Regions from separate parts of the Mus musculus genome. Here all the other regions are linked to region 1. A link is a contact called in ENCODE POLR2A ChIA-PET data. All regions are on one chromosome and are shown on one strand. Each heading gives the region's core, a stretch centred on a gene start or an enhancer-like site at or near the end of the contact. The rest is flanking DNA. Distances are from core to core; before and after follow the strand shown.

Evidence for each region. ChIA-PET counts read pairs that join two places held with the same protein, here RNA polymerase II (POLR2A).
Region 2: POLR2A ChIA-PET joins it to region 1 with 34 read pairs in embryonic stem cell. The contact joins the promoter of Lrpap1 here to the promoter of Grk4 in region 1. POLR2A ChIA-PET finds 5 or more read pairs at or near these places in 4 of 5 experiments (Patski and embryonic stem cell).
Region 3: POLR2A ChIA-PET joins it to region 1 with 37 read pairs in embryonic stem cell. The contact joins the promoter of Rnf4 here to the promoter of Grk4 in region 1. POLR2A ChIA-PET finds 5 or more read pairs at or near these places in 4 of 5 experiments (Patski and embryonic stem cell).

Annotation. Positions count from the first base shown.
Region 1 is chr5:34,658,878-34,661,787 of GRCm38, forward strand. Grk4 (G protein-coupled receptor kinase 4) reads left to right here and starts at 1,502. Exons shown (of 16, transcript NM_019497.2): 1 at 1,502-2,127. The coding sequence starts at 2,076. Nop14 (NOP14 nucleolar protein) reads right to left here and starts at 1,271. Exons shown (of 18, transcript NM_029278.2): 1 at 974-1,271. The coding sequence starts at 1,168.
Region 2 is chr5:35,104,320-35,107,229 of GRCm38, forward strand. Lrpap1 (low density lipoprotein receptor-related protein associated protein 1) reads right to left here and starts at 1,380. Exons shown (of 8, transcript NM_013587.3): 1 at 1,160-1,380. The coding sequence starts at 1,372.
Region 3 is chr5:34,334,769-34,337,678 of GRCm38, forward strand. It overlaps Rnf4 (ring finger protein 4), which reads left to right and starts at 1,482. Exons shown (of 8, transcript NM_011278.5): 1 at 1,482-1,773. It also overlaps A830049F12Rik.

The DNA of each region.
Region 1 (2,910 bases), core at 252-2,751:
TTGCCTTTTACTTACTCATTTCTTTTATTTATTTTTTGAGACTCAACTGGAAGTTTTGAGTCTCACCATAAAGCCCTTAAACTCAGAGATCCACCTGTCTCCGATTCCCCAGAGATTAAAGCCACAGCACAAACGGCACTCACAAACTTTTATTTTTTAAAGTCAAACGAACGTCAGCAGTTACATAGAGAATGCCATTTGTTGAACTGGTTTTGAAAGGAAGGTACAATATACTCTTGAGATGGGGCCATAAGAACAAGGATGGAAGCTATGAGGTTATCCCCAAAAGGTACTATTCCAGTGACTTCCCAAGGGACAAGCTCATGAAATTCAGAGGAAGGACAATTTCCAAACATTCAAAGAGCATACTCTGTAAACCCTATCCACGGGACGAATACTGTCATGGTCAAAGCATACAGAGCAGTGGTACAGGGCAGCTCAGAGCTCAGAAGAGATTGACTCTTAGGCCCTAAAAGCTCCAAGAAGAGTCAAGAAGAATGTATACCTGGAAGATCCCAAGGAGGAAGGGTTTCCAGAGGAAGCGCATTCGATATCAAGCAAAGGAGAGGCAGTGTTATGCCTCAGTCCTGATCGTTTTGCTGGCTAGTTTAAGGCAAACTTGACACAAAGTATAGTCATCAGAAAGAAGGGAATTTCAATTGGAAAAAAATACTTTCATAAGACCGGGCTGCAAGCAAGCCCAAAGAGCATTTTACTAATTAGTGATTGACCGCGGAGGGCCCACCTATGTGCTAGCAGCGGTCCTAGGTTCTTTAAGAAAGCAGGCTAAGCAAGCTATAGAGAGCAAGCCAGTAAGCAGCACCCCTCATGACTTCTACATCAGCTCCTGCCTCTAATTTCCTCAATGATGGAAATATATAAGTGTAAGCCAAATAAATCTTTTTCTCCCCAAATGGCTTTCACTAGCCACTGGGCATAGTACGCAGAACCTGGGTAGAGCCTATCCCCTCACCTTCCTGATGGCACGAGCGCGGGACACCCCGGGCAGGCCCACATCGTGGCGCGTCTTCCTGCCAAGGATCTGGAACTTCTGCCGGTTGACTTTCACTTCAAATGGGTTTGGGTTAGTTTTCGCCGGGCCTCCGGACGCCCCTGCGGGCGCTTTGTGGACCTGCCTCCGCGCCCCAGTCCGCTTGGCTTTCCCCATGACATTCACTCCGCCACACTTTGGACGACAGTGCGTACAGACCAAGCAGTTCAAGAAACTCGTGCATAGGATGCTGATGTAAAACCACGCCCAGCTTCGTCTCGCGATGAGTGCGTCAGCTTCCCGTATTTCGCGAGAAGTACACAAGTCCTGGATGACACTAAACAGGCACTACAGTTTACTGGATTAAAGACTACAACTCCCAGGAGGCCACACTTCCTCGACTTCCTGGCGCTGGGCCTTATGGGATCTGTAGTGTCCCGAGAGCCGCCACAGTATCCTCAGACGCCGCCCCGAGGGGAGCTCTCGGGCTCCCTCTGGAGGAAAACCGTTAGCCGGGGCCCAGCTGTCTTGCGAGTTAACTGGCGGCTGCGGCTGCCGCTGCTGGAGCTGTCGCCGTCGCCGCTGGAGACCGCTCTCGAGTTTGTAAGCTCCTCGGTAGGGTAGGGCGCGGCGAAGGTTGAGTGCTGCCCAGGACCCGGCGCTGAGGAGAGAGTTACGCGCCCTGGGCCTGGGCGATGATGCTGAGAGGAGCTCGAGCTACCGCGCGCCGGCGCCGATAGCGGAAGCCCCTTGCCGGGACAGCAACAGAGCTGGAACCCGTAGCGAGCCTACCCGTGTCCCATCTCCGCGGCGACCGCGACGGCGACAGCGACGGCGACGACGGCAGCGCTCCTGTTGGCAGTTGTGGCGACCCCGGAGGAGGCGGAGGAAGAAGCGACAGAGACGGTCGCTGTCGCGGAGGGCCACCGTCCAGAAGCCGCGTTCCTCAAAGGACAAGGGATGCCCCGAGGCTTCTGCCGCGGGTTTAGGATCTCCTTCCCCGCAGCCTTCCCCGTCTCCATTGCCTCGACTCCGAAAAGTTCGACGTCGGAAACCGCGGCAGCGACGGCGCAGGACAGCGATCATGGAACTCGAGAACTTCGTGGCCAACAATCTGTTGCTGAAGGCCCGTCTAGGTGGGTGCACCCCGGGCTCCCCGTCTCCCCGAAGGTAGCGCCTCCTAGGAACTTTAACCTTGGAGAGAATCCTGATTCCTTGGTACCTTATTGTCTAATAAGGGAGTTTTGATTCTACTGGAACCAATTCTGGATTGGAGCTGCAGCTTAGCGGGTGTCAGTCAGTGATCCTGGGCTAACTTTTGTTGTTTTGAAACAGTAGCGCTAGCCTAACAGGCACAAGGGGCTGATTGAGTTCCATCTCACTCTCAGCGCTGCTAATCTGAAAGACAGAGTATGGAAAGTTATGCATTGCACACTTTCTAGGATTACCCAGGCAAAGGTTCCATGGGAAGTAGACGCTATTAAGAAGCTTCAGTGTGTTCACCTCACAGAATGTGAAGTATATTCTTTGAGAAAAACCAGTGAGTAACAGATGTTTTTGATTTTTCTTTTTGTTCCTTTTAAAAATTGATTTTAGCCGGGCAGTGGTGGCGCATGGTGGCACACGCCTTTAATCCCAGCACTCGGGAGGCAGAGGCAGGTGGATTTCTGAGTTGGAATCCAGCCTGGTCTACAAAGTGAGTTCCAGGACAACCAGGGCGACACAGAGAAACATTGTCTCGAAAAACCAACCAACCAACCAAACAAACAAAAAACCCCACAAGTCCATTTACGTTCCAAGTGATTTTCAGGAAGAAGAATCTTAATTGGACAATATAACTATTTTCAATATGGGAAGCCCTAACAAGAAACATTGTCAGAAATTTCTTATAGTGAGTGGTGTCCAGAATTGAATACCAA
Region 2 (2,910 bases), core at 130-2,629, 450 kb after region 1:
TGAAGCACACTCATCCCGTGGGCACACCCCTGGAGATGGCGGTCAGGGACAGCCAGCCTTTTACCCTAGATGGTTCCCACTGCTCCCATGCTCTTCACACAGCCACTCCCAGCTCTGCTCCCGGACCCTTCCCCCAGAAAGCTGAACTGCTTTTCCAGGCCACAGGGCTGTCCTAAACCTTTGCAGGCTGGACACTTGTCCCCCTCTTGCAGCAGTCTCTCAAAGACACTGGCTGGCCACTAAGCTGTCTGTGAGGCACCACTCCCCTTCCCCAGAAGCCAACCTCCCAACTACCTCTCCATCCAAAGTCTCCAGGGCCAAAGTTCTACACGGTTTTATTTTAAAAAATCACTTAGTTTGCAAATTATTTACTCTCCCCTCAAACTCAGGAATGTTTAAGCTGGAGGGCTAAAGGGCAACCCTCTGCAAGCTCTAGAGGAAGATAGTGTGGCTCTGAAAGAATACTTAAACAAAAGCCCAAGTCCTAGCCTAGGACTGTAATCTGGGAGGGGACCCAAGTTCCAGGCCAGCCCTCAGGCTCTGGATATCTCCATTTCAAAAGGAAGAGAGATTAGCATAGCTACTAAATCTAACTTCAGCATTCCCCAGACAGGGTGTAGTGTTTACCTATACTAAGGAATTCCAATCCCCTAAGGAACTGCTTTACCCAAATTAACCAGCTCCATTAGCAACTGGGGCTTCTGCAATCTCCATACAGTCTTATCTCAGGGCACCGTTTTTTTTTTTCTTTCATTGGAGTAAATACAGATAAAGAAAAGACTTCCAAGTCTGGCCCCATGTAGAAAGTGCCCCCCCTCCCCTCTACCTCCATCTGAATTGGCTCTTTGGAAAATTAGCTTTTTGGGCAGAGGTGTCCACAGCTAGGAAGGGTGGGTGTCACTCATTCTTTAGGGTCCCTAATTGCACTAAAGGCAACCACAGGCCCTTGACACCAGCACCAAGTTCCTTTAGGGCCTATGGGTCTCTTATTACAAGTGAGGTCAAGATGGCCCACCTGACATTTAAAGGGGGGCTGTACAAAGGGTAGGCCGTTCCCCGTCCCAGAGGTTATGTTGGCCTCTCAATCAGGGCCCTGCTCTCCTTCGCTCACACGCAGCACCTCGCCCCCATCCCCGCGCGTCTCCCTGGCCCCGCTCACCCGCTTGGCCTTCTCCCATAGCTGGTTCAGCTTCTCCATGCGGAACTCCTCCCCGGACTCGCGCTTGGCGGCCATCTCCGGCTCGTTCTTCTCTCGCGAGTACTTGCCGCCATGGCCTGCTATGGGCTGGGGCACAAGCATCAGCGGCAGCAACAACAGCACTAGCAGTTGGAGCCGGGGCAGCGTAGAGACCCTCTCTCTTCGAGGCGCCATCTTCCTCTGAAGCGCTAGCAGACTGACAGGACTGGGTCTTGTAGGACCGCCCATCTGTAGCCCCGCCCATCAACCGGTCTCCGCGAGGCCCCGCCTCCCTTCTCAATCCGATCCCGCCCACCCCAGGCCCCGCCCATATGACTGCCCACTTTTCGGTCTCTGGCTCCGCCCTGCCCAACACCAGCAAAGAGCAATTATCCCAAGGTATTTTCACGCTGGGGCTGCAAAATTCAGAGCTCACTAGCGGGGCTGTAAGGAGAAGCAGCTGGGAAAGCGCACTTATGCACCGCCCCACTCCTCGTAATCACACAAGAAGTGCGGCGGAAGATGATTTTGCCATTAAACCCGGGAGCAGCTATCTCAGCTCCGTCTTTGGGACACATCCCAGACACTTCCCCTCCGGGGTTTCTGTTTGGAAGGCTTTGTGCACTTGCCTAGTCTCTGCACCTGCAGCCCTGGAGAAAATCCAATGGACATAGTGAGGCCCAGCAAGCCTGTTGGGGACATGGCCTGGCCTGGTGACAACCTGGTGCTCGAGGAACCCAGGAGTCTGGTACAGGCACCAGCAGTTTGGGCCCAGGAGGGACAGGCAGAAGAGTCGTCTGGTAAGGATGACCAGTGTCTTAGTCAGGGTTTCTATTCCTGCACAAACATCATGATCAAGAAGCAAGTTAGGGAGGAAAGGGTTTATTCGGCTTACACTTCCATGCTGCTGTTCATCACCAAGGAAGTCAGGACTGGAACTCAAGCAGGTCAGGAAGCAGGAGCCGAGCAGAGGCCATGGAGGGATGTTCCTTACTGGCTTGCTTCCCCTGGCTTGCTCAGCCTGCTCTCTTATAGAACCAAGACTGCCAGCCCAGAGATGGTACCAATCACAAGGGGACCTCCCCACTTGATCACTAATTGAGAAAATGCCTTACAGTTGGATCTTGTGGAGGCATTTCCCCAACTGAAGCTCCTTTCTCTGTGATAACTCCAGCTGTGTCAAGTTGACACAAAACTAACCAGTACAACCAGAAAGGGTCTCCAATAGGGAGATACATGGAGGACAAGGGTAGGGGATATTTGGGGGGAGTGGTGCTTTTTTCTTTTTTTAATAGTTTTAAGCTGTATTTTGTGTTTCCACAAAAAGGGTTCAGTATATCTGGAACCCTGGTGGTTTGCAGACGTTAGCACCTGTTTTCTGAGATCTATTTTTGGTTTGGTTTGGTTAGCTCTGGTTATCCTGGCATTCACTATATAGACCAAACTAGCCTCAAACTCAGAGATTTGTATGCCTCTGCCTCCCAGATACTGGGATTAAAGGTGTGCACCACTTTGCCCGGCCTAAAATGTCTCCTTTTCAGATAGGAGAGAGGGTTTTGTTTTTGTTTGGGGGTTTTTGTTGTTATTTTGGCTTTGTCTGGTTGTTTAGATCAAACAGGATCTTACTCAGTAGCTCTGGAACTCAACTATGTAGATCAGGCTCACCTTGAACTCTCAAAGAGATCTATCTACCTGATGCTATCTTCCAATTGTCTGAGATCTTTTTTGTTGTT
Region 3 (2,910 bases), core at 232-2,731, 320 kb before region 1:
ACCAGGCTGGCCTGGAACTCAGAAATCTGTCTGCCTCTGCCTCCTGAGTGCTGGGATTAAAGGCGCCACCACTGCTCGCTTTTTTTGGTGTTTTTTGAGTCAGTGTTTCTGTATAGCCTTGACTGTCCTGGAACTAGCCTATCAGGCTAGCCTCAGACTTAGAGATCTGCCTGCCTCTGCCTCCTGAGTTTAATCTCTGCTGGGATTAAAGGTGTGGGCCACTACTTCCTGGCAAGAAATATTTAACTGTTTAACTGCAAACAGAACCTTTAACCTATAAGGGTATATATTCCTGTTTTGGTCTCACCTGATTTAAGTATTCAAAAAATTATAAGAAATACCTACATTTTTCTTACAAATGTAAGTTCTCTTTATTCCTATTTATAACATTTGGAAAGCATGCCCAAAACATCAAAACACATTTTACACTGGAGTCAGGTATGTATTTATCATACACACTTTATCCTAAGTTCTCTTATAATTCCATAAAACGTCAGAGATTGTAATATGGAAAATATTAACGGTCGGGTTTTGATCTGCTTCGCCATGTTAATCAATCTTCCAGGATCTATATCCCCACAGAAGCAATTCAACCACATTTAGGATAACCTTCAAATCATCTGCTCAAGTAGTCTGAGGGTCCTCATCTATTTCTTTCTAGTTGCTATTTATCTATGGATAGATCATTTTCCAGTTGCTAAACCCATCCCTCCACCTAGCCCAGGAGCAGCAGGACTTGTATTACCTGTTAGCACTCACATTCTTATTAACCGGCAGAAGTAGGTAAAATGGATAACCTGTAATAGGTGTGAATGGACTGAGACTTGCCTAAAGTTATTATACTGGTTTTCAGATTCAGGTAAGAGAGATTCTGTAACATGAGATGTCCTAAGACCCAATTCCAGGCCCTGGTCTTGCCCGAGGCCGTTCTTTGCATTCCATGGGACTTGTGTTCTGAGTCCTGCCTTTCTCGCCTCTGCCCCGACACACTTGGGCAGCTAACCCGCAGACTCCTGGGCATGCCCAGCTCTACCTTCCCCCGCCTTTAGCACACACAATGTCTAACTGGACGTTCTCTTTCGTCTAGTCCTCAAGCTTCCTCCAGGTAGGCCTCCCAAACGTATAGGTGAGCCCCCTGTCCAGATGATGGGATTCCTGCGAGGGAGAGTCCGGGGACCGACATGCCTAAGAGCCTGGCACTTATGGTGCGAATCCCGGCCTGGTTGCCTGTGGATCAGCAGAAAATTGGGGCCTTGGGCGAGTCTCTGGTACGCCTCATTAACGACCGAGGAGACGGAGAAGGGTACGGATTATGGTTTAGGGCTAGATGCAGCCGTAAGGGCCACCGTATACCAGGTCAGAAGCCAAACGAAAAGTCAAACACCCAGCGGGCAAGCTCGCGACGCGCCTCAGCAACGACACCGCCAAGTTCTCGTGGGAGGAGCGCGACTGGCGGCACTCTCGCGGGAAGTGGAAGCTCCCGCAAGCAGGCGGGGGGCGTGACCGGAAGAAGGTGTATTTCAAAGTGGTAATAGATGGTTTTCTCACCCAATAAAATTGCAATTTATCCTCCTAAACCGGTAGAGCACGGGAGAAAAGGCGGGAGAGGCCAATAAGGGCTGAGAAGGGCGGGCCGGTGCCGGACGAGCGGAAGTGGGTCTTCGTGAGGCGGTGGAGGCTTGCTTGAACGGGTCTCCTCAGCGGCGGCTGGAGTCGGTACGTCCTTGCCCGAGCTCATCAGCCGAGGCGTCTGGCAGCAAACCCCAGCTCCAAGTAAGGCTGGGCTCCGCAGCATGGAAGCGGCGGGGCAGGGCGGTGCGGGCGTGGAGCGCGGGCGGCCTCTCGGCCCGCACTGGGGTTGGTGGCCGCCCGCCTCTCGCAGAACCGCGCTTCTCCGGCTTGGGCCCTCTGCCGCCTCTTTCCCGGAGAGCACGCGGTTGTCGGAACATGGAGCGGCGCCGTCGTCGGAAGTAGGGAAATGTCTTGTGTGGGGGTATCCGCTCGCCAACCCGCGGCCTGGCCGGAGAACCTCTTTCGCCAAGTAGGAAGGGAAACTGAGGCTCGGCGAGGGTTGGGGGTCGCCCAAGGTCACTCTCGGGGCCGGGCGGGCGGATTGCAGAGAACCTGAGCGAGGTTTTTGTTCCTTGCTGATGACGCAGCCTTTGTGTGGTCGCGTCGCCGCCCCGCCTTCCGGAGGCCTGCGAGTTTGCTGGGGCACCCGGGCCGCGTGGCGGGCCGTATCTAAGTTGCGAGAGTGCCGAGGACGCTTGCGGGCTTTGGAGCTGAATGGGGTTTGGGCTTCCAGGAGCCACTTTTGGTTCTATCTATGGTTAGTCAAGCGGGCGATTGCGACCTCCATCCTTAGCCCGGTGCCTGCTCGGGCCCTTCCCTCAGGGCCACATCTGTACACAGGGATAGGAAACTTAACCTTTAACATTGTTCGCAGTGGACGCCATTGTCCACATTTTGATTAGGGCGGGGGAGGAGTCCAGATATGGGCGTTCCTGCTTTTTGTTTTTTTAAACTTTACCCCTGGGCGTTTTAAGCTTCAGTTTTTCGGTCTGCCGTTTAGTTTAGGTTGCCCAAGTAATTGGGGGAGCCCGAGGTTCACAAAGGCTGAGGTAGTCTGAGGTCTTTCAGCCTGCAGATTGACTCTTGTTCCTGACAATGGTGAGAGGGAACCTCTCTCCAGCCCAGACCCCACACACACCTGGTGCTTTTTCTTTTTAATGGTTGGAGAAAACACTTGCGTCCCGGTTTGCCTGTGAGTTCGATGTGAAATGAGTGGAAAGTTGTCTTGCTTACTAAGTACTTTGAAGAGTGCTTGTGATTCCAGCCTTTCAGAGGTAGAGGCAGAAGAATCAGGAATCTGAGGATATGTTCGGTCCTAGGTGGAATCGAGGCTAGCCT